3 separate regions of the Mus musculus genome follow, and all the other regions are linked to region 1. A link is a loop called in an ENCODE intact Hi-C map of the cell type or tissue named here. Cell type or tissue: heart. All regions are shown on one strand. Region 1 holds the start of Txnrd1 (thioredoxin reductase 1). Region 2 holds the start of 1700028I16Rik (RIKEN cDNA 1700028I16 gene). Region 3 has its middle 17 kb from the start of 1700028I16Rik.

What was found. A loop is a pair of places that touch in the nucleus more often than their neighbours do. Peaks named below come from ENCODE experiments on the same cell type or tissue, not always from the same donor. Only the 100,000 strongest peaks of a DNase experiment are listed, where the experiment ranks them.
Region 2: it touches region 1 in a loop (2.2-fold over the local background); 24 of 42 quality-filtered maps call a loop at or near these places.
Region 3: it touches region 1 in a loop (2.0-fold over the local background); 4 of 42 quality-filtered maps call a loop at or near these places.

The regions. Positions count from the first base shown.
Region 1 is chr10:82,856,482-82,864,481 of GRCm38, forward strand. Txnrd1 (thioredoxin reductase 1) reads left to right here and starts at 2,725. Exons shown (of 15, transcript NM_001042513.1): 1 at 2,725-2,819; 2 at 4,043-4,149. It overlaps Gm38560 (predicted gene, 38560), which reads right to left and starts at 2,527. Exons shown (of 4, transcript NR_156010.1): 1 at 2,476-2,527; 2 at 641-776. In heart, CTCF peaks have their summits at 3,289 and 4,048; DNase peaks (open chromatin) are centred at 2,630, 3,260 and 4,050; H3K4me3 peaks cover 3,540 bases; H3K27ac peaks cover 3,768 bases.
Region 2 is chr10:82,807,306-82,815,305 of GRCm38, forward strand. It overlaps 1700028I16Rik (RIKEN cDNA 1700028I16 gene), which reads left to right and starts at 4,818. Exons shown (of 3, transcript NR_038042.1): 1 at 4,818-5,054. In heart, a CTCF peak has its summit at 4,694 (motif pointing right); DNase peaks (open chromatin) are centred at 116 and 4,686; H3K4me3 peaks cover 788 bases; H3K27ac peaks cover 1,065 bases; H3K27me3 peaks cover 676 bases.
Region 3 is chr10:82,791,490-82,799,489 of GRCm38, forward strand. It overlaps a transcript of Hcfc2 not described here. Among named protein-coding and RNA genes, the nearest start is that of 1700028I16Rik, 17 kb to the right of the region's middle. In heart, a CTCF peak has its summit at 4,072 (motif pointing right); DNase peaks (open chromatin) are centred at 3,732 and 4,062; H3K4me3 peaks cover 1,051 bases; H3K27ac peaks cover 1,225 bases.

The sequences.
Region 1 (8,000 bases):
TTAGAAATTCGAGAAAAGAAGGAAAAAATAAAAGAGGCATCGTGGCAGCTGGGGAAATATGACAGGAAGAAAGAATTGCTGGGCAGGGCCAGCAATTGTGTTTCTCCAACAATGGTTTGCTGCCTAAGTAGGGTGCAGACTATGTGGACAGCTAGCACTAACAATAGTGGGTTTTAGCCAGGGGGTGGGGGCAGGGAGCAGCAGCACACATCTTTATTAGTCCCAGCACTTGGGAGGCAAGAGACAAGGGGATCTCTGAGTTTGAGGCTAGCCTGGTTTACAGAGCAAGTTCCAGGACAGCCAGGGCTACACAGAGAAACCCTGTTTTTTTTTTTTTTTTTTTTTGTTTGTTTGATTTATTTATTTATTTATTTATTTATTTGGGCGTCAGATCTCGTTACGGATGGTTGTGAGCCACCATGTGGTTGCTGGGATTTGAACTCCAGACCTTCGGAAGAGCAGTCGGGTGCTCTTACCCACTGAGCCATCTCACCAGCCCGAGAAACCCTGTTTTGACAAAACAAAACAAACAAACCTCTCCAAACAAGGGTGGGTCTTACCTTGTCTGGACCATTGAGAAACGTAGCCTTGATCTCAAGGGGCCCTAGAGAGATGAAGGTGTGAGCAGTGATTATTGTACCTGAGTGCGCTCTCTCTAGGTGGGGTGTTTTATACTGCTGTTGATGCAGTAGGGCCCCCGATCATCTATCTCAGCTGAGATGACAGTTCAGAAACAGAAGGATTTCGCATTGTTTTCTGGGCTATGATACCGCATTCTGGAGAGACAAGAAATCAAACACGGGGTTGCTTTACAAACGTTTGGATAGATTTAGAAGATGTGCAGTTATTTATTAGTAGGTACTTGGGGACCACAGAGAGCAAGGGACAGTTAATCCTCCGTGGGAACCCCACCCAGAGGAGGTGACTTTTCAAATGAATATTGACAGACTAGACATTGGTTTTCAAGGAAGAAAGATAAGAACGTGCACAGTCAAAGCCGTTTAAGGTGTTTGAGTAGACAATGAGCAGTCCTTGAGCTATGGGGAAAGGTAAGGAGGAACTGCTTTTAAACTGGACCAGGGTAGAGCTCTCTGCATCTCCTCACAACAGGGAAGCTGTTTTAGCCACTTGTGCTATAGTCTGCTTATCTTAAGAGCAGTGGGGAGTTGCAGTGGCATATGTAGTCTTTTCTAATAAGCTGTTAGAAAAAAAAATCTCAACTGGGGCTGGAGAGGTGGCTCAGTGGTTAAGAGCACTGACTGCTCTCCCAGAGGTCCTGAGTTCAATTCCCAGTAACCACATGTTGGCTCACAACCATCTGTAATGTCTGAAGACAGTGACAGTGTACTCAAATACATAAAATAAATAAATCTTTAAAAAAAGAAAAAGTAACATCTCAACTGTGATCCCTCTCTGACCAGTCCATGTAAGACACTTTCAGGGTCAAGCTATTAGAATCCTATAATCACAGCATTAGTACATTATTGTAACTTAGTGATAGAAGAGCCTCTCTCTACCCTGTCGTACTCTTGAAACAAGTTGCACTGTCTGTATTTTTAAGAAGGGGGTGTTCATGACCTTCCTTTACAGACTGTCCCAATGTGCAGTGCCTGAAATACGGCAAACAGAGCTTGGCTGGGGAGCCAGGGGTAATCAGATTTGCCATCCCTTGGTCCTTAACTACGTTTGCCCTGAACACTTTGGAGCTAGACACTTTGTAGCCAGTCCTGACACTTGCGTATCAGGGGCTGCTCCGGTTCAAGCACTGCTTGTACACACACAAGAAATGAGCAGCGGGCAGTGTGGGCTAAGTATCTGGTCAGCCTGGCAGCCTGTGTGTCCGTTTATGCAAGTTTCTTACTGTCACCTTGGAAGAGCCTAGAAGGAAAGTGGGGAGGCCAGTTCTCAGAAGGCGTGGCTTCAGGCTGGCAACCTTCTCACCTAGTTTTTTTTTTTTTTTTTTTTCCATAGTGGGTCAGACAATTCATTCATTCATTCACCAAGCATTCTTAGTAGCCTAGAGGCAGGAGGCATGAAAGGACAAGGCCTTCTTTGGTCGATGCTGGTGGTGGTGTGCCAAGTGTTTTCCTTAAGGTGAACCCCCAAGCCCGATTGGGACGAGGAGGAAGTATTGTAAGGGGAACTAGTCATTTCTTCTCAGGGTAACTCAGGATGAAGTAGGCATAGCTTTAAAAAACCAGGGAACTTCCTTAAGAGAATCACCAGACTTGACTAATCCATTACCTTAGGTCACTGCCGCCTTTGCAGTCAATTAGATTAACTTTTGGATTTTTTTTTTTTTTTTTTTTAAGAAAACAACTATTTGGCAGGGTCACAGCCAGTGCCAGGGGCATCAGATCGTCTGTATGGGTGCCGGGCGTCAATATTTTTAAAATTCCTCATGTGACTAACGCAAGCTTGTGTAGATAGCAGCGCCTTAGGGCTGAGCCCGGGTTACTCACTCCACACTCTTACTCGATTCTGGTTCCCAACATTCTTTGAATAGCAGCCGCGGCCTTTGGGTCGGGGGGCGGTTCCGAGCAGCGAGGATGTTGTACGGTCCAATTAGGAGCTCTCACTTTGCGGGGACAACCGGGACAGGTTGCCGGGGCTGCGCGGGGACTGGATTTTTGCTTTGTCATTCTGACACGGGCAGTTCGCCCGCCTACTAAGAGCAGGGCGTGGCTTCCCGGAGCCACTAGGAACCCGCAGCTCTTTATCCTCAGTTTGCTTCCGTCAGGCCTCGCGTCCACGCGGGAGGTGCGGGACGCCGACACCGCGGGGCGAGAAGAGCTGGTGGTTTCACCTTCCTTGTTCATGTAAGCTCTGTGTCAGCGTGGAGCTGACCGCTGGGGACCTGGGATGCCCGGGACGGTCGCTGGCGGGCCTGGGAGCATCGCTCCGGGGTGGTGCTTTGGAAATGTCCGGGAGGGGATCGTTTAATGTGCGACTGAGCAGGCTGGGAACAAGCTAGGGTAAGCAGAAGACAGCCCGGGTCACAAGCTTCAGGATATGAGGACTTGGGTCTGGCCCTTGTCTGCTGATGCCTGGCAACCAGAGAAAGTGGGTATTCTTTGTAGAGCAGTGATCTTGAGGTATATATAACACTGTGACGAGTAAGTATATAAATCCGTGATAACATTAAGGAGTTTCATGCCTTTACAAATGTTTCCACTTCCTAAGCCCCATGAAATTCCTTGGAATTGGCAATCGCATGTTTCCTAGTGGCTTGCCCTTCTTGACCCAGGCAGTTAAACAGGGCAGCTGGGACTACAGCACAGCCTTTCCCTAACTGAAGGAGGCGGTGCAGACTAGTACAGAGCAGAGACAATCCTGCCTGGATTGAGTCTCGCCTCCAATGTTGACCGGCAGCTCGAACTTGCCCAAGTTGGTTGACAATATGTAGCTCGGTTTCCTTTACCTATGAAATGGACATGGTAATTTGGTAATACATCTAAAAGTACATTGTGAAGACTAAATGTTTATATATATATAATGCTATAGCACTTTGTAAATATATCTCACTGTTGGTACTAGTACTGAATAACTATGCTTTTAAGTGCTGGTGTCAGTATATATGACATACTGACACTACACACACACACACACACACACACACACACACACACACACACATATTCATTCATTTAGCTGTGGGCTACATTTTCAATAGTTCCAGACTTTTCCGAGTTCATTACTTTGTGAAATAGGACCATCCTCCTCTGATGTCATCCAGAGCGGATGGATAGCGTCTTTGTGGACCTTCGTTTTGCCCGCGGTTTCAGATTCCAGGAAGCCCTGGGTGTTGCATTCACCCGGCGCAGCGATCAAAAACCAGACCACGCAGTGTTAATGTTAGGTGGCTACGAGGCTGGTGTTTTTAGCCGCCATGCAGAGCTTTTCTGAGTTCTGGGGGTCCTGGAGTCTTGCTGGCCCGGCTGCTTAAGGGTCGGAGTCCACTGGCGAGAGTGACCCAGGGCGCGTGGCGTCCCGGAAGCCCCGCCCGGAGGAAGGCTCACTGCCGCTCTGCTTTGTGCCACAGAGGGCGGCGGGGCCTTGCAGCGGCGCGGGCGAGCGGAAAGGCCGCGGGAGGCGGCGAGCCAGCGGAAGGTGCGACCGGCGGAGGGCGGCCATGGTCCAGCCCTGAAGGTAGGAGCTGCGCAGGTTCCCCGATCTCCGGCGCTGGGACACTGCAGGCTGGCGACCCACGTGCTCAGATCTCTGAACCGGGAGGAGCCAAGCCAAGCCATTTCTTCTTTTGTTCCCTTTGCTCGGGTTTTCCCTCTTACATTCTTTAGCGTCAGGGTGAATAGTATGGGGAAGTCTTGAGAAAAAAACGCGTCAGGAAATACTTACCCCTTCCTCATCAGGCCGCCCTATCACCTTCCTCTTAATTCTCAGAGGCATGGGGTACCAAGAAACACAGGCTCTGGGAAACAACCACGAGTCCCATGGGTTGAATTTGTTTCCCGTCAGGCATTTCTTTCTCTAGCTCAGAGTTGAGTGGATATAAAAGAACCTAGATCTACCCTTCTGTGGCAAGTATGCTGGTCATCATTTTCTGGTCCGTCGGTGGAGGGGTGACAGCCTGCAGAATTGCAAAAATGTATGATGAGACACCAGGCAGTGTGTTGAAGTCGGAGGACATTGTGGAGTCGGTTCTTAACGTCCCTATGTGGATCCTGGGGATCAAACCCCAGTCGCCACACTTGTTTGCAAGCACCTTCCCTCAGTGAGCCATCTCGCCAGCCCCTCTGTGATTTTTCAGAAGTAAAAGATACAGGAACATTTGCTTTCTTAGTAAACCTGAGGCCTGCTAGGTGTAAAAACACTTAGATGTATGTGTCACTAAGAAGAACATTAACAATTACTTTGTATTTTTATTTAGTCTTCTACCAGAAACATCTTTGAAGAGTGAATATAGGGACTGGAAGTAGATTTCAAAGGTGAATAGCAAATGGGTGGGAACTAATTAAGGGAGCTAAAAGGCTTTTCCTTTAGTTAAAGCACTTGCTCCCCTTAGGCCTTCAGTTTTCAAGTTAAATAACAAAGACCTGGCCGAGGTCTTGGGGGTGGGGATTCTGCCTGTGTTGTAAATGTATATTGAGAAGTTTCTCCATAACCTTAACCCCCCCCCCCATGATTTTTAACACCAGTGGGGTGGGAGTAAAAAAAAAGCCTTTATAAGCTTTGGGATGAACTTTGTTGTCCTGTTTCTCTGACTTTAGTTTCGGGGCCATGAGTGGCGTTTGTAACCTGTACTTCCTATTTGCTACATATGTAGAGCTTAAGTAAACCAGCTGTTCTGTGTCCTACTTTCTCCTGGTTTTCATGAGTGCTAAGAAAAAACTGTGGAAAGAGACAGAACAGGTGAGGCGACTGATTGGCTTGAGTCTCTTGAGCCACTTGCTAGCCACAGTGAGTCCATTATAGGAGATGAGGGAGGGAGATCTTTGGAAGGACTCAGTGGGCACAGCTGACTTTTTTTTTTTTAAAGATTTATTTATTTATTTTATATATGAGTACACTGTAGCTGTACAGATGGTTGTGAGTCTTCATGTGGTTGTTGGGAATTGAATTTTAGGACCTCTACTTCCTCCTGTCAATCCCCCTTGCTCTGGTCAGCCCCTACTCGGCCTCGCTTGCTCCGGCCCAAAAATTTATTTATTATTATACATAAGTACACTGTAGCTGACTTCAGACACACCAGAAGAGGGCGTCAGATCTCATTATGGGTGGTTGTGAGCCAACATGTGATTGCTGGGATTTGAACTCAGGACCTTCGGAAGATCAGTCAGTACTCTTACCCGCTGAGCCACCTCGCCAGCACCCACAGCTAACTTCTTAAGGGGGGGAGTTTGAATAAATGTTTCCTCTCCCTCTTTTTTCTCTCACTTTTTTTGGTGCAAGTGCCAGGATTGAACAGGGCTGTAAACATTCTAGGTAAGTGTTCTAACACAGAGGTATATCAGCCTTCAGTGGGTAATGCTGGGAGTGGAACCCAGGTCCTCAAACATATTTGTAGGTAGTCCTTTTTTTTTTTCTTGTTCTTCCTCTTCCTCCTACTCCTCCTCTTTTTTGGAAGCAGTCTCCCTATGTAGACCCTATGTGGCTTTGAATTTGCTATGGAGCCTAAGCTGGCCGAGGAACTACCAATTATCTCTTGCCTCTGCCTTTTTGAGTGTTAGCATTACAGGGGGTGCCACCAGGCCTGGCGGCATTTTATTTTATCTTTAAGTCAAGATTACAAGGACCAGAATTTATAGGCTTCCAGAGGTTTTAAAATTTTTTTGTTGCATTTATCTGTGTGTGTGTGTGTGTGTGTGCGTGCATGTGCTTGTGTGTGCACTTGCTGTGTGTGTGTGTGCGTGTGTGTGCGTGCATGTGCTTGTGTGTGCACTTGCTGTGTGTGTGTATGTGTGTGTGTGTGTGCGTGCATGTGCTTGTGTGTGCACTTGCATGTGCGTGCCATGGTGTGTATGTGAAGGTCAAGTGACAACTCTCTTTCTCTTCTTCCATGGCTCTGGTTCCAGAGTTCTGAAACTGCCTGTGTAAGTGCCTCTCTTGGTGCCACGGAGAAGAGCAGGCTAGCTGAGTGGAAAGGTACCCACTGGAATACTACCATAGTTAAGCCTTCAGTAGTACAGTGGCGATAAGATTAACAATTGGCTGCATGGTACTTGGCTCCTTTAAGGCAATAACAGAAGAGGTAACTGGCAGGCAGTGAGGCAGACTCATATCCAAGCAGATGGAGCCCAGTTGTGGTCAGTCCCCGGGGCAGGCAGTCTCAAGCCCGCCCTGTAAGGTTAGCCACAGCCTGCCTCTAAGCGATAGCCATCAGAGAAGGATGCTCATTTCATCTTGCCTATATCACTTCAAGCTTCTCACGCCTCCCACCCTGAACTCTCTCTCCCTCCCTCCCTGCCCAGGGCCATCTTCCTCATGCCTGCTTCTTACTGCCTGGACTGCTTCCAAGATAAAGGGCTCACTTTTCAGTTCTTTGTCATGAGCCTTCTTGGGTCAGGGCCAGCCTGGTTTTCTTTTACATCATCTCTACTCCCAAGCTGCTGTAAGCTCCTGGGAGTATTACACCTTCAGTTCCTTAGATTTCCCTGCTCTGCTGGGATCCTTCAGTTCCTGTCCAGACCCACCTTTCCAGGTGAGCACCTATTTAGAGAAATGCATTGTTTGGCCAACTACTTGTGTAGTTCCCACCGCAACCCTACAAATCCTTCTTTCTGGAAGAGGAGGAATCCTGTCAGAGATAATTTTCTGGCTTGCTTATGAAGGTGGAAAAGTAGGCTTACTTTATATGCCTGCGTTCTCAAGGGTATGCTAGTAACCAGAGCTAAATGGAAATGCCTAGTACTGACAGTAACAACTGTTTGTGTGCTGGATTCTAAGTTTTCACAACTGCCTGGTGAAGGATATGGTGTCATCCAGTATTGCAGGTAAAAAAATGAAGACCTCCATAGTTACCGGAGTACACAGCTGGCTACCAGGCAGAGGCAGGGCTGCGTGCCAGACCACCTGCCTGCAGAGCTCACTATCTGCTCCGCGCACTGCTCTGCTGACTACTTCTGAGACACGCCTGCTCCTGCTCTGATTCTTGTGCTTGTGAGTCAGGATGGAGCCCATGCAAATCCCAGCATACTGCTGGCATGGAGTGGACGGCCATTCATTTGAAGCTTACTGGATGAGACTTCATTCCCCTGTGCTTACCACATCAGAAGGATAAAACGCTTATCCATCTCTCATTTGTCCTTTAGCTCTTCATATGCGTTCCATAGATTAGCACTTCATTCGTCTCCTCCTTCCATAGATGAAGTGGCTGGGACATAAAGATCCACTTAAGGGAGTTAACTTTGAAGGTTCTGGTTTCATTGAAGGTGGGTTGTCAGACATGAAACTCTGAGCTGTTCAGAACTGGTTCTGATTAGCACATTGGGAAACAACTTAGAATTTTACATCTGATAGTCATAGTGCCTTTAGCTTGGCAT
Region 2 (8,000 bases), 49 kb before region 1:
GCAAGTCTACAGTTGGACGCCCTGGCCTGCTCCACAGACAAGGTCAGGGCAGGTGATAAACATTTGGCAGTCATTGCTGGAGGGGTGACATTTAAAGCTTGGAGGCCTGGTGACTCAAGGACCACGCCTCAGCGAGTTTCAATATCAAGTGCCAAGGAGGCCTGCAATAGTCGAAAAGGAGGCTGAAAGGCATGATGGGAAAAAAAGCCAGGAGAGCTGGCCCCCTGGGACCCATCCTCCCCAGGAAGAGAAGATAGCAAGTCTGTCACTGAGAATTATGTTGGCGTGCAACCACAATGTCCCGTCTTTTGATGCTCTTTAAACAAGTCATTTATAATTAAATTAAATTAATGTCAAAACAAATGTTCCAGGGAGTAATGTGTCTCACTCATGCCTAGGGGTTAGAGCAGTGGTCCTCACCCTTCCTAATGCTGCAACCCTTTTACAGTTCCTCATGTTGTGCTGACCCCCAACCATAACATTATTTCATTGGTACTTCATAACTATAATTCGACTACTGCTATTAAATTGTAATATAAATATATGATACGCAACCCCTGTGAAAGGGTCACTGTTATAAAATACAATGTGGTGAGGAGGTACCTGGTGTCCTCCTGAGAAGTCACGCCATGCAACAGATCTGGTATAAAGGGGGGTTAGCTGGGGGAAGGGAGGGAGGGCGGGAGCCCCCCCCCTGGGAAGGAGTAGAGGCAGGCAGATGTGAGTAGAGCCTTGAGGGCAGAGAAGAAGGGTGGGGGACAGAGACAGACAGAAATGCAGGAGGAGACCGAGGGGCTGGGAACATTTGGGAAGAGAAAGAGGAGGGAAGGAGGGACGGAAGGAGGGAGGAAAGGAGGGAGGGAGGGAGGGAGGGAGGGAGGGGGAGAGAGAGAGAGAGAGAGAGAGAGAGAGAGAGAGAGAACTGCGGTGGTGAGCAGTCCTTTTCTATGCTCAGGCACCCGGTAGCAGCCAGTAATGATATAATCCTGTTGCTAGGGCCCTGGGAGGAGCCTAGCGGAATCAGGAAATAACCAACTGGCTGATAGTCATTCAGCCACCAAGGGGTAGTGACCTGCAGGTTGAGAATCACCGGGTTAGAGGATGCTAAGGTCATTGTGATATTGGTTCAGATGGGAAGCCTGGAGGTCAAGGGATCTGGATTTAAGTAGGATCCTGGCTGAGTAAACACAGACCACCCGAATTCTCTTCAGAAAAACAGAGATAACGGTGCCAGGGGGCAGCCAGAGATGCCTCATTGTAAGTAACTAAGGAAGTGTTGGCTTACAAGCACAACAGACTGGGGGTGTGTGGTGGGGGAAATGACACAGTGTGTCCATGTTTTTAGTTAAATGTATGCTTTAAACAGAAAAAAAAAGGTCAAGATACAACTGGAATTGTGATTATTGTAATCTTAGCATAAACTGCACTTTTATGTTTTTATTTTATTTTATTTTTTTATTTTTCGAGACAGGGTTTCTCTGTATAGCCCTGGCTGTCATGGAACTCACTTTGTAGACCAGGCTGGCCTCGAACTCAGAAATCTACCTGCCTCTGCCTCCCGAGTGCTGGGATTAAAGGTGTGCACCGCCACTGTCCGGCTAAACTGCACTTTAAAAAAAGGTACCTCTAGCTGGCCATGGCGGTGACCGGTGGCAATCAAGAGATCTGGATTTTAAGACCAGCCTGGGCTTCACAGGATCTTGTCTCAAAACACTGAAGATGAAAAAGAGTCTGGGGATGTCGCTGCATTTATAGAGAACCTGCCAACCATGCAAGGTTGGATTGCCCAGCTCCAGGAGGATCTGAAGGTCAAGGCCTGGCTACACAGAGAATTCTAGTTCTGAGGTCCTTGAAGAGTTATTTCTCTACCAGTGACATGAGCCAATTCAAGCCAGATTATAACATATTAAAGCAGGTTTATTAGGAAGCTGCTCTGGGGCGGGCGAATTCACTGGCCCTAAGGGAAGAAGCCAGGGAAGTCGCCATGGAGAGGGAAAGACGGTGAGAGGGAAGAGAAAGAAAGAGAAAAAGGAAGGAAGGGAGGGGGGAGGGAGGAAGGAAGGAAGAGGAGGAAGAGGAATGAGGAGGAGGAGAGGGCCCTAAATGTCTGGGTTATTTAGGTAAGAGCCTCTGGAGGAAGGGCAGCCCAGCCCCAGGGCAGGAAAGTTCAAGGTTGGGGGCAAAGTAGGGACTAAGGGATGCTGGGAGAACGTGGAGGACAAGTCTGCTTTGATATGTAAAATATGACCTCAGTCCTTTGTTGGGGGGAGGGGGTCCCGGAAACCAAACAGTCCAGTCTTTAAAAAGAAGAAAACAAAACAAAGCAAAACAAAACCCCTAAAGCAACCGTCTTGGTATAGCATGGAACAAAAGAGACCCAGCCTGGATCCTGAGGGGCAGAGCTCTGCCTTTGAAAGTTCAGTGACTATTTCAACAGTTGCCAAGGACCTGCAGGAGGCTCTGATTACTGTAAGTAAAACGAAGGACAGACAGAATATTACACAGGCCCAGAACTGCAGTTCTGTGCTTGAGCAGGCCTGTGACCATCTAAGGTTAAAAATTCACTTGCAATCTTCACTAGTGGGGACACAGAGGGGGTCTGCAGTCTGACCCCCACGTGGCACTATGTCAGGACAGCCTTAAGTTCCAAACACAAACATGTTTAGTGCAATCCTATTTACAATCTTTTTTTAGAAGAGAAACAGTTTGGCAGGAAAGATGGTGCATGCCTATAATCTGGACACTCAGAAGGCTGAAGCAGGAGGATTGCAAGGTTGGGTCCAGTTGGCTACACAGTGAAAGCCTGTCTCAGAACACCAGAAACCAAGAGGCTGGGGAGATGGCTGTGGAAAGGTTCTGCACAGGCCTGGCCATCTGAGTGGATTGGGATGTAGCAGTGAGAGTCTGAAAGGCTGGCACACCCAATGTGAGATGGGAGGCAGAGACTGCAGAATCTCGGGAGCATTGGATGCCGTTATCCTGGTATGTGCAGCAGAAAACAAGAGAGACCCTGCCCCAAATCAAGGAGGATCATGAGGGAGGTGTCTGCAAGCACATGGGAACATGCATGCGAGTGCGGGTGCGTGCGTGCACGCACAGGCACACACACACAAGCAGAGAGAAAGAGAGAGAGAGACAGAGAATCAAAACCAAAAATTAAGTTTCAACATTTTACACAGTGAAATAGGCACCTGCAGTCCAGCAGCATTATCGTGTGGGCCATTCTATTACTGTTACTAAAACCCAGCATTTCCTTCAATACCTAATTACTATAATCTCCCCGGCACTGTGGCAGGCATTTGGACAACATCAAAGACAAAAGCACAAAGGTGATATTTTGGTGAAGTTTATAGTCCCAGATCAAGGCGTGGGCATAGGAGTCAGAGGTCAGAGGGGAGACTAGAATGTTCTTAGTGGTCAACGCAAAAACACGACTGTCATCTCAAAGGGCACGAGACACTATGACTGACTATGACCAGAGACCGCAGCTAGCCTGGAATAACGTGGTCCAGTGCAAAAGCTGCTATGTGAATTTTTGTAGTCTCATGGTTATGATTAGATAATCATAAATCAAGACCTTACTAGATACGTAGGTGGGTTTCAGCAATGCAAGGAAAACTCTTACAGGTTCGAGATGCTATCTGCCCATGTGTTCAGGCACACATGTGTAACCCCACACACACATACATACACACACAGGGGAAGGAAGAATAAAATCAAGAGTAAACATAGCAGTGCATGCCTATCTGTATATATATATATGTATACATATATATATATATGTGTGTGTGTGTGTGTGTGTGTGTGTGTGTGTGTGTGTATGTCATATAGCACACACGGGGCAAAAAACAGAGGCTCCTTAATTTAAGGTCAGCCTGGGCACTACATAAACTCTGTCTCAATAAATAAAACCTTAAAAAAAAAGGCAGCTTATTTTTCAAAAGCAGCATGGCAGGATGGCAAATTACCCCACTACCCATTGCCAGATAAGGCTGTGGGAGCAGAGTGGTCCCAAGTTCTTTAGAACCAAACTAAAGAACTAAAGCAAAACTCGGTTACCAAACAGTTTAGCAAGTTTCCAGGTGAGCCCTGGTTAGACACAAGACCCTACCTCAAAAACCACAAACATATTAGTAAAAAGCATCCAGAGGCACGGCTCAGTATAAAGGTGCTTGCCATCAAACCTCAGGAGATGAGTTTTAGTTTGATCCCCAGGACCCACATGATGGAAGGAGAAAACTGATCCCTGAGTTTTCTGTTTTGTTTTTACAAGACAGGGTTTCTCTCTGTAGACCAGGCTGGCTTGAATTTACAGAGACCCACCTGCCTCTGCCTCCCTCTAGTACTGGGATTAAAGGCCTGGATGTGCCACTACCGGCTGGCTTGAGTTGTCCTCTGACCTCCATATGACCTCGACATTAACCATGACACCTGTGGGCTACCTACACATTTTTAAAAAGTCAAAGAAAACAAACAAGTGTATGAGATCCACGGAAAAGCAAGCTGCTCCCAACCCCCATCCTCTCCCACACCCATCCCCATCCTCGCCCACTCCCATCCTCATCCTCACCCCCCCCACCCCCACCCCACCCTCACTCCCATCTCCATCCCAATACTCTCCTCCTCTCCCTCTTCAGGCTAGCTCTGTTGGCGCGGCCCATCGCTTATCTCTTCCCTGGCCGGCAGGGGGCGCGCGCCCTCCGCTCGCCATCCTCCTCCTCCTCCCGCGCGCGTGGACCGCCCCCCACCCCCCTCGCGTGCCGGGCTGCTCGAGAGCAAGGAGGAGGGGGACCGGAGGCGCGGAGGGCAGGAGCGGCGAGGGTGTGTCAGGTACGGCCGAGCAGCGCCTGTCCACGCTGCCCCGGCAGCGCGCTCCTCCTTGCTCTCGAGCAGCCCGGCACTGCCCTCCCGGAGCTTCCGAGGAGTCGGCTGCTGGGCCGGAGCGGAGAGGGGCACAGGTCGCCAACGGGCCGCCCTGCCTCAGCCGCAGGTTCTCAAGGGCGTTGGTGGCTCCACAAGCTCGCCCGCCCGACCTCTCGCCGCCCCAGACCCGTGTAAGCATCTCCCGCGATGGTTTCAAGTAACCCCCATTTTACAGGTGAAGAAACCGACGCTCCAAGAAGTTAGGAAACTTGCTCACTCAGAAATCTGCCTGCCTCTGCCTCCCGAGTGCTGGGATTAAAGGCGTGCGCCACCACGCCTGGCTGTTTTTTGGGGGTTTAAAAAGATACTTTATAAACAGGTAGAAATATAAGCCAAGTTACTCCCCAAGTTACCCAGGCCAGAGTGGCAGAGCTGGGACCCAAGCCGATGCCATTGGGCTGTAGGTCTCTGGCTGTGATCATTGGTTACACGGCCTCCCCCACATCCTTTATAGGTCCCAAAGGGAAATAAAACACTGAACCCTGGCTTCTGCCGAGATGGTGAGATAGGGGCTCGCCCCACGTGGGATGCATAGCTGATGAGGGAAGGTTGGTAGGGTGTCTGGCGCAGGGTCCTTCCCTGCATTCCAGGTCAGGGAGCCCCAGGGAAGGACAGGAAGGCAGAGGACCTAGAAGAGCGCTTATGATGGGGAAGGGGAGGTCTTCGGAGGGATAGGACAGTACCCGCGTGAAGGGTGGATAGCTCCTGTGGCCATCGCTTCAGTTTCTTCTCACTTATCACGAGGGAGTTGGAGATGTGTTCTAAATCGATTTCTGTGAGGCACCTACTCTTACTAGGTGGTTTTTTTTTTTTGTTTGTTTGTTTGCTTTTTGTTGTTTTTTAAGATTTATTTATTTTATGTATATGAGTACACTGTAGCTGTCTTCAGATACACCAGAAGAGGGCATCAGATCCCATTACAGATGGTTGTAAACCACTATGTAGTTACTGGGAATTGAACACAGAACCTCTGGAAAAGCAGTCAGTGCTCTTAACCACCGAGCCATCTCTCTAGCCCTCTTAACTAGTTTTTGTTTGTTTTTTTGGGGGGGGTATTTATTTATTTTGGTTTTTCGAGACAGGGTTTCTCTGTGTAGCTGTGGCTGTCCTGGAACTCACTCTGTAGACCAGGCTGGCCTCGAACTCAGAAATCTGCCTGCCTCTGCCTCCCGAGTGCCGGGATTAAAGGCGTATGACACCACGCCCGGCTGTTTTTTGGGTTTTTAAAAAAATACTTTATGCCGGGCGTGGTGGAAATATAAGGCAAGTTAACTCCCTGCCCTGGCTTTCATTGGCCTAGATACTACATCAGGCGGTCTCTGTTCCTACCTTGCCAGAATGACGGTGTCTATTGTGCCGTTTTACGGTTTTCATTTTTATTTATGTGTGTGCGCGTGCGTGCCTGCTTGTCTGTGTGCACCGTGTGCTTTCAGCTGCCCAAGGAAATAGGCATCCCATCCCCTGGCACTGGAGTTGCAGATGGTTGTGAGCACCTGGTATGGGTGCTGGGAACCAAACCCACATCTTCAGTAAGAACACTAAGTGTTCTTTGCCTTTGAGCTCTTTCTCTGACTCCTTTTTCTTCTTTCTGGGGACCTGAACTGGGGTTCTCACACCCACAAGGCAGGATCTTAACCAACGAGCTGAAACTTAAATTTGGGCCTGCTTTATGAAGCAGCACTTTGTTCCGGCCATTTTTCTATACTTTACATGCATATGGGCAGGAGACACGCTCCTTGTACGACACTTACAAAGGATGCTAGGATGTACCGATTCCCTGGAATGATGCTGGTGATCTGCTTTATCTAAATGCTGGAGCACACAGTGCTCTCTCATCTTAGTTCCAAGCAGCTGCTTCCCAAGTGAGTGTTCAGAATCTAATGTGAAGCAGCTCACAGTCCGGTTCAGGTTGCTAATGACACAGTGTCGCCAAGCATTTATTATTTTATCAGGCACTGTGGACTCAGAGAAACAGGGCATGACCTCAGTTCTCGAGCATACAGTCGCCTGGAGAAAATGCGGAGTCATGATGTGTCGTCAGGAAAGCAGAGGGGCACCGGAAGCTTGGGGAGGAGGGCAGACGGGGTTGATTTTGGTACTTAGCACTGAGCAGGCGTTTTTTTTGCTATAACACGTAGCATTCTTTCCTAATTAGCTTGTTAAAATTTTTCCTGCTGGAGTTTTGAAGATCAGGAATGTATGCCAGTCATTACTGTAACTCCCACAGGTCTTGCCTCACTGCCTTACAGATGGGCAAAGGCATCCATCTGCTCCACAGAAAGAACTGCATATGTGAGGGACCTTCCAAAAACCGACGCGGTTAACTCCCACCAGCTTCTCCAGTTGGGGCACGGGGCAGTAGTTCTCAAAGATGGCCCCAAGATCGCTTGTGAAAATTAAGTGCATGTGAGCTGGGAAGTTACACATTCACTTTCCTAAACATATTAACTGGGTCTCAGACACTAGGCCAGGAAGCAGGGGATGGGTGCTTTGGGTCAGGAAGGAGGGTGCTGTGGCTTTGGGTGGGGATGAGGCTGAGGGAGCCCCTGGGGACCACTGAAGCAGAGGTAGAGAGAGGAAGTGAGAGACTGGGCACAGAACCAGACATCCTCCTGACTGTCCTGCTGGATCCCGAGGTCGGGCAGAGGTCAATATTGTCTGTTTCAGTGTCGTAACTGGAAGCCCCTGCCCAGTGTTTGACCCCTCGTACTTGATTCTTTGTGTGTGCACAGAATTCTTTGTGTATACTTAAAGCCTTTAAATTACTTAGTTCTGAAAGTACAGTTTAGATTTATAGTGGGTTAAATCCCTGAAAGGAGGAATTGTGAATCTGTGTGTCTTTCCTTTAGGGGACCCTTGAGCGAGCATTCCCCATAGCCTGCTTTCTGCTGGTGAAATTAGTCTGCCATTCGTGTAACCACTAATATAAAGCCATAGTGGATGTTTACTCAAAAAAATTTTTTTTTCTCACATCTCTTTAAAAGTTGTTTTGTTATTTTAAGCGTATGGGTGTTTTCTCTGCATGTGGACCATGCAACTGCCCAGTGCCTATGAAAGCCAGAGACAGAAGATTCCCA
Region 3 (8,000 bases), 65 kb before region 1:
GCAATTAGGGTGGCATGCAATTAGGGTAGTTCACAATTGAATTCCCAACTCTTCCTATGTATGGATTGAGGTCTATTATAGTGAGAAAGGTCAACTGGGAGCCATGAGAACTGCCTCAAACTGGTCAACAGTAAGCTGAAAGAATCATCTAGACTGGTAGCAGAGATTAGTGTTATCAACAAGGACCAGATCTCAGAAGGATGAAGTAGAAGGCTCTATGTAAATTCAAGGCCACCCACAGGTAACAAGTGCATTTCAGGTCAGAGTGCATCACAGAATGAGACCCTATCTGAAAAATAGACAATGAGGTGATGAGAGACGGCTCAGTGGTTAAGAGCACTGGTTGCCTTTGCAGAGGACCCAGGGCTCCCTTTCCCAGCATGCACAGGGATGCTTATAACCATCAGTGACTCTAGTTTCAGGGGATCTGATGCCCTCTTCTGGCCTCATTGGGACACTGCACACTTGTGGTGCACAAATATACACTCAGGAGAAACACCCATACACATTAAACGTAAAATAGAAAGAAAGAATGAAAAAGAAAAATTAAAAAGAAAAGGACTTGATGAGCTGGAGAGATGGTTCAGTGGTTAAGAGCACTGACTGCTCTTCCGGAGGTCTTGAGTTTGATTCCCAGCAACCACATGGTGGCTCACAATGATCTGTAATGGAATCTAATGCGCTCTTCTGGTAGACAGGTGTACATGCAGATAAAGCACTCATATATTAAATAAATAAATACATACATAAATAAATAAGGACTTGAATGGTAGATGAATACTGACTCTTATTCTTTTCTCATCAACCTGGCCATGCAGAAGGAAGATGGATCTTGAAGACTAATGGTTGAGGGTTTTTTTTGTTTTGTTTTGTTTTGTTTTGTTTTGTTTTGTTTGGCACCAAAATAAAAGTATTTGATTTAACTGCCTTTGATGTTCATTTTAAAGTTTGTTCCCCACCCCCTTGTCCAGGGTTCAGGGACCATTTCAGAAGCGGGGATACAAAGATTGTAAGAGCCAGAGGTCATGTTTGACCTGAGTGGAAACTGTCTCCTGTACATGACAGAATTATTGCCCTCATGAACTCGGGGAGACTTTGGTTGTCTGCACAAGATCAAGCCAGCCAACATTCTAGCATGGAGGGGGATGGTTTCATGAGCTGAGGGGCTGTGGGCTGTTGTGTTTAATAAAATCTTAATCATTTGATTTTACCAATGAAGAGTTGGGAGCCAGATGCTGATGTGAGAGCCTGCTAGGTCAGAGAGGCAGAGAGAGTACCCAGCTGACCTTCCTTCTCAGCCCCAGAAACAATGCCCTTCCCTTACTCCATCTCAAAAAACCTCCTTCACACTCAACCAATGCCCCTCCCTTCTGTGATCTGCGTCTCTCTATCCATCCTCCTGACTCCCTCTTACTCTCTATGGTTTTTTTTCTTAATAATCTTATGTTCACTTCCTGTCAACTGTTGCTTGCTCTGCCTCTTGACCCAGGGTTGACTTTATTTAATCCTGTTTATAATACTCAAGCAGAAAGCTTTTGGATTAAAGGTGTGTGCTAAGACGGAGCCACGCCACAACCAAAAGCAGTTCTTTTCCAGTAAATAACACAATTTCAGGGTTTACAATGTGATCAAATATCTAGCAACAGTGGGCAGTTAATCGCTTCTGGGGGAGGGAAGTCAGTTTTCTTTACAAGTGTGACCCTTGGTAAGGGTGTCATGCTTCAGTGGATGGCCCCATACCCTAAACTCAATGGGTTATTAAAAAGAGAGGCTATGAGGTTGGGGGGGCAGTAGACAGGTAAGAGTCAGTTTAGAAGGGGTTGGGGGGACAAGTGAGGGATGAATATGATCAAAATACATTATATAAAATTTGCAAATAATTAATTGCTATATTGAAAAATTATTTCCTCTACTGAAATGTAACTCTGATTGGGAGATGGAAAGAGTAAGAGCATAGTAATTTGACATTTAAAGGTGACATTTCAAGGGACATTTTCCCCATGTTTTATGTGGCAGATAGAGAAAGCAACTGAAATGATCATAGACAGAGGCACACAGGTCACAGCAAATCCTTAAAGAGAATACTACACGGCCATGAAAAAGAGTGGAGGCGATCTCTCTACCCTGCTGAAGGATGAATATAATGCATCGGTAGCTACAAAACAAAAGGGAACCTAAGAGTCTCATGTCTTAGAAGTAAGCCTGTCAGCCGGTGGCTGGACTTGGTTCCTGGAAAGTATGACCTTAGGTCAAGCAGCCATCAGTCAGCTAAGGTCCCCACAGCTGAGATCTGAGAACACATTCTCACGCTCACCCAAAGGTCTCGTCTCCTGATTTTACATATGTGTCACATACACATGATCTCACATAAGCCAAGAACTAGCAAGAGGAAATTAGATCACTGACTGGCTTAGAGAGAATCCAATCAGGACCTTACAGAAATTCCTATCCTGCCAGAAGTTTGTGGCTATCAAAGATAGTCTGGAAACGAAAAAGGGCTTGAGTTCTACTGAAAGAACCAAAGGAGTAGCCAAAGGAGCCTGCCCCAGTAAGGATGGAGTGCCTTTGAACCCATGTATTTCTATATAGTTTGGGTTAAGAGTGTACTATTGATACAACAATAATTATTCTTTCAGCTAGGTATGATATTCCACTCTATTATTTATAACCTGTGCTTATAGGCAGATCAACTCACAGCCTCAATGCTTTATTAAAAAGTGGAATGTGATTCTCAAGTAAAAAAAAAAAAAAACCAGAAATCACTAAAGAGATGTGTGTTACTCTTATTCTTGGGGGAACAGACTATCTCCTGGCTATGACGATTCTGGAATGTGTGGTTGGGCTTAGGGAGTAGTTAATACTATTTTTTTCAGGAACTGTTTTTGTTTTAAGGGACTGGAAAGCACAATTGTTTGTTTGTTTGTGTATTCACTTATTTATTTTTGAGACAAGGTCTCTCTATGTCTCCCTGGCTGTCCTAGAGCTGATTATATAGATGGGGCTGGCCAGAACTCACAGAGATCCACCTGCGTCTGTCCGCACACCTCTGTTGCTGAGTGCTGGATTTAGACATTCTGTTACTTTCTATCAGTTCATCAAAGAAAATGAGGACAATTTTTTTTTCTCAGCCAGATTATCGCTGTTAACTGCTCTCAACTACTTTGTTCTTTGGAAGGATTCGGAATTTGATTTTAAGACGTGATGCGTTTGGAAATTATCAGTTTAATTTTATTCATATGTAATCTCTTTTTTCCAAAGATTTATTTATTTTTATGTGCAGGAGTGTTTTTGCCTGCATGTATGTATGTGTACCACATGTGGCCAGAAGAGGACACTGGTTTCCTTACACCTGCAGTGGGAGTTACGGACAGTTATGGGTTGCCATGTCGGTGCTGGGAACTGGACCCAGACCCTGTGCAGGAGCATTGCTAAGCCATCATTCCAGCCCTTGACCTTTTTTCCCCTTTGAGACAATATCATGCTCAGCAGTCATCTTCGTTCAGAAATCACTACTTTCTCATCACTTCAAAAGCTCCACTAAGAGATGGCTAGTCACAGCACGGGAGAAAGGAGAGGCTAGACAGTGTCTCTTCCTCACGTACAAAGCGACAGGAAAGTCTCATTCAGAACTGGGTCTCATCTTGCATGCTCCGCCCACACTCCTGTTCCAGGAGGTTCTCTGCTTCTTGTCATCAAGCCCAGAATGCCTGCCTCTGCCTCAAGTGCTGTGATCACAAGCCTGCGTCATCATGTCCAGCACGTGTAGCACTGGGGACCCCACTCAGGGCTTCCAACAGGCTGGGTGAGCCCCCTGTCCACTGAGCTACACCCGCAGCCTTGTTTGGACATCTCAAGCTTCCATATGTTGTTTGTCTGTCGTAGACAGTACCATGGGGAGAGGAAGAATGCCAGTTTCCCCACTCCAGTTTCCAGCACAGCACTTAACCGGAGCCAAAGACAAAGCTGTGCGGAGAGCCAGCCGCAGGAAACTCCTGACGTTGCTTCCAGGCAGCAGGCTCGGTTCTGGGAACCAGTGTGCACTGCTTAACGCATGACTCAATCTGCCCAGAACCTGCCAGGGGAGGGCAGTAGCTCCTTGCTTCACATTCTTGTCTCTGTCTTCCCCCCCAGGAACTGTTTGCAGATCCCATGGATGCTACCTGAGCTCCGGAATGCCACCCCTTCTGCTACAGGGCTTCAGTCCCAAGTCCCACCCGGCCAAAGAACTGGGCTCCTTGCCAGCGTTCCTGCCCCATCCCATCCTACCTTCCTGCCAACTGTCAGAGATATCATCAATAAATTGTTTGAATTATTCAATTCTAGAGATTAAATACTCCCCTGCTCCCCAAACCCAGAGATAAAATCAAACTCAAAACAGTTTGACGGAAAGCCGACCGTGTTTTGTAATCTGCCCCACCCCCACCCCTCCCAGGTTCCTCCTGGCTTCTTTCTCATCACTCGCCCAGGCATGGTTCTGGTGTTGAGGCATCTGCATGCCTCTCCTCCTTCATCTGGCTATTTCCCTTCTTCAGACTCGACTAGAAATTGTGCTCAGGGGCTGGGGGTGTAGCTCGGGGAGTGGAATGATCCAACTGGGCTGGGGTTCAGTTTCTGGCGCTATGTAACATGGAGAGGGGTGTATGTGAGCTTGTGTGTAATTGCGGTACTTGAGAGGTGGAGGCAAATGGACCTATTCAGGGTCATCTTTAGCTATATACACAGTCGAGACAGACTTGGCTATGTGAGCCCCTTACTTTAAAAACAGGAGGAGGAGGAGGAGGAGGAGGAGGAGGAAAAAAGAAGGAAAAGAAGAGTGAGAAAGAACGGGGTAGGGTGGGAGAAAGCATCTACTTCTGGTTGTTCAAATTTCTATTAAAATCCTTGACAAAGGAACTAATGCAATGACTTGCTGGTTATGAGTACCGACATCCAGGGGACCCAGGTTTGGCTCCCAGCACCCACATAGTAGCTTACACCCACGGACCAGACACCAACATCCTGATCTGGCTTCTTCGAGCACATGTGCCGCACAGGCACACACAGGCAAAGCAATCATGTTTGAAAATAAAAATTTAAAGAATAAAAAACTGCTTGATGGCCTGCTCTGTTTCGGAGAGAGGAAATAAAGTCGAAATAAAAACAAAGCAGGGAAAGAGAAAAGCAGCAGCCACCTGGAGGAAATGGTTACGTAGTATCTGGTCCTACAGCTGCCTGCAATTATCCTCCCTTACAAAAAGGGGAAAATGCCGGAGTCTCTGCTCTTTATCTGAGCCGGTAAACACGCCTGACTGCAAGAAAGGAATTTCTCGTTTCTGTCCTCTTTAAGGCTACCCCAACAATGACAGGATAGTTAGAACTAGGCTGAAATGCCTATCGGTACCAGAAGAGCCCCTGTGCAATGGCTGAGTTGGTCTTTTCTGACGAGCCCATGGCTAAAAGATTTTTCTGGTCCCCCACTTCTTTTTTGGTAACTGAGCTGTTCCCCTAACAATGCTGTGGTCACAGAGAAGAAGGAAGGAGGAAACAAGTGTGTCTTGCAAGCGATGCTCTGTTCCTGACTTCTCATTTCTTTCTGCTTTCTTTGTTCTACCCAGTACATTTAGTTTCCCTGAGGGGACATTGGTTGCTTTTGGATGTCCAATGTTCTTTCCCTTATGTGTGGACTGGCCTCAGAATCAGAATGGGTTTGACTAGTTCTACATACCGATGGAGCCCAACTTGCCCTCAGCAACGGACTCTGCCCTTGATGACTCCACACACCACCCACCCACACACACACCACTTTCAAATGTTATGCATATAGGTGTTTTCCCGGCCTATATGTATGTCCAACATGTGCGTGCCTAGTGTCAGAGTGGGCAGGGAGGCAAATGATGCCCTGGGACTGGAGTTTACAAACCACTGTGAGGTTGGCTCACAGTGGGTGATGGGAATTGAACCTGAGTCTTCTGAAAGAACAGCCAGTGCTCTTAAGCAGTGAGCTTTCTCTGCAGTCCCAACCCTGTGCCCTGGAAATTAAAAGGAAAGATTCAGGATCAGACAATATATATATATATAGTTATATATATATAGTTATATATATATATATATAGTTATATATATATAGTTATATATATATATATAGTTATATATAGTTATATATATATAGTTATGTGTGTGTGTATAGAATATCTTGGGTCATTTTGAAGCCTGCAAGGGTTCACCCCAAAACTCTTCCAATTTATTCTCCAGGTAGTTCCTGCCCAATCCCCTTCAATGACTTCCCACTCCCTCTGGATAAAATCTGTCTTCGAGGGTATATCATTCCAAGGCTTTGAGATCTGCCCCTCTCTCCCTTTCAGAACTCAATTTCTTAGAAGCACAGTCCTTTCTTTCTATCAAGGCTTCTAGTGCTTTCTGGTCTTTGTCTGATCACATGACCGTTATTATTTCCATGGCTCTGCCCTTGTCTCCACCAGATCAAGGACTTGCTTTTTCTTTCTTTCTTTTTTTTTTTTTTTCAAGACAGGGTTTCTCTGTGTCGCCCTGGCTATCCTGGAACTCACTTTGTAGACCAAGCTGGCCTCCAAATCAGAAATTAGCCTGCCTCTGCCTCCCAAGTGCCAGGATTAAAGGTGTGCACCACCACCGCCCAGTGACTTGCTTTTCCTAATTCCTTTCTGTGTCCTGGTTGAGAGACGCAGGGTGAGTGCCTTGCCCAGCCTCTCCTGGGGCTAGCTGTGTACTTCCTTCTGAAAGCTGGGGCATTGATAGAGATGTAGCCCAGGCCTTAACCACATTCCTTAAAGTTTACTATAAACGCTACACCTGTACTCTGATTGTAGACACACCTTGGTGGCCTATCCCTGTGTGTGTGCCCATTGCAAGGATGCAGACATTCAATAATGGCTTCTAACGGCTTGACCAGTCACCTGGTCTTTGCTGCTTTTCTTTGGTACTCCCCACTGGTCCATCTAGGCACAAGTCTAGGCAAGACAATAATTGTGGGACTTTGCCTGCTATCACTGTGGGGCCAACTCCAGCTACAGCTTCTGCTGAACGGAACCTCCTGATAAGTTAATGGCCTGACTGAATTGCTCTCTGGCAAAATTGATTCAGATGAATGGCATGCAGGTGGGAGGTGACACGGAGACCATGCTCGTGGAGAGGTGACACGGAGACATGCTCGTGGCATGTCCTCTAGGGGTCCTCTAGGGAGGCATGTTCTCTAGGGAGGTGATTCAGATGAATGGCATGCAGGTGGGAGGTGACACGGAGACATGCTCGTGGCATGTCCTCTAGGGGTCCCCGCTGCATCTTTTTAACCTGGAATCTCCCTGAGATGATCTCCATAGTAACTTCCCCCACCTCTTCTGTCCCTCGAGGCACACCAGATAGATCTGTGTTATTTCTAAGTGAAATGTCTTCAATCCTTCAATCCCCCGTGACCTCATACACCTGTTGAATGGGATCTCTGGGTTCAGGTGTGATTTCTCAGCTGTCATTTTGACCTGAGGAAAAAAGATGAGGAAATCTTACCTCCTTAGATTGGCATAGGCATAAACAAAGTGACAAGTGAACAGGTGTGTGTTAGTAAATGGGATGGTTTGTATATGCTCGGCCCAGGGAGTTGCACTATTAGGCGGTGTGGCCTTGTTAGGGTGGGTATGGGCTTTTAAGACCCTCATCCTGGCTGCCTGGAAGCCAGTATTCCACTAACACCTTTCAGATGAAGATGTAGAACTCTCAGCTCCTCCTTCACCATGCCTGCCTGGATGCTGCCATGCTCCCATCTTGATGATAATGGACTGAACCGAACTTGCAAGCCAGCCATGATTAAATGTTGTCCTTATAAGAGTTGCCTTGGTCGTGGTGTCTGTTCACAGCAGTAAGACCCTAAGACACCATCTATCTATCCAATCTATCTCGATATCTATCGTGTGTGTGTGTGTGTGTGTGTGTGTGTGTACATGCATGTGTGCACCTTCTGGCCTTGATGAGTGTGTGAAGGTCAGAGGACA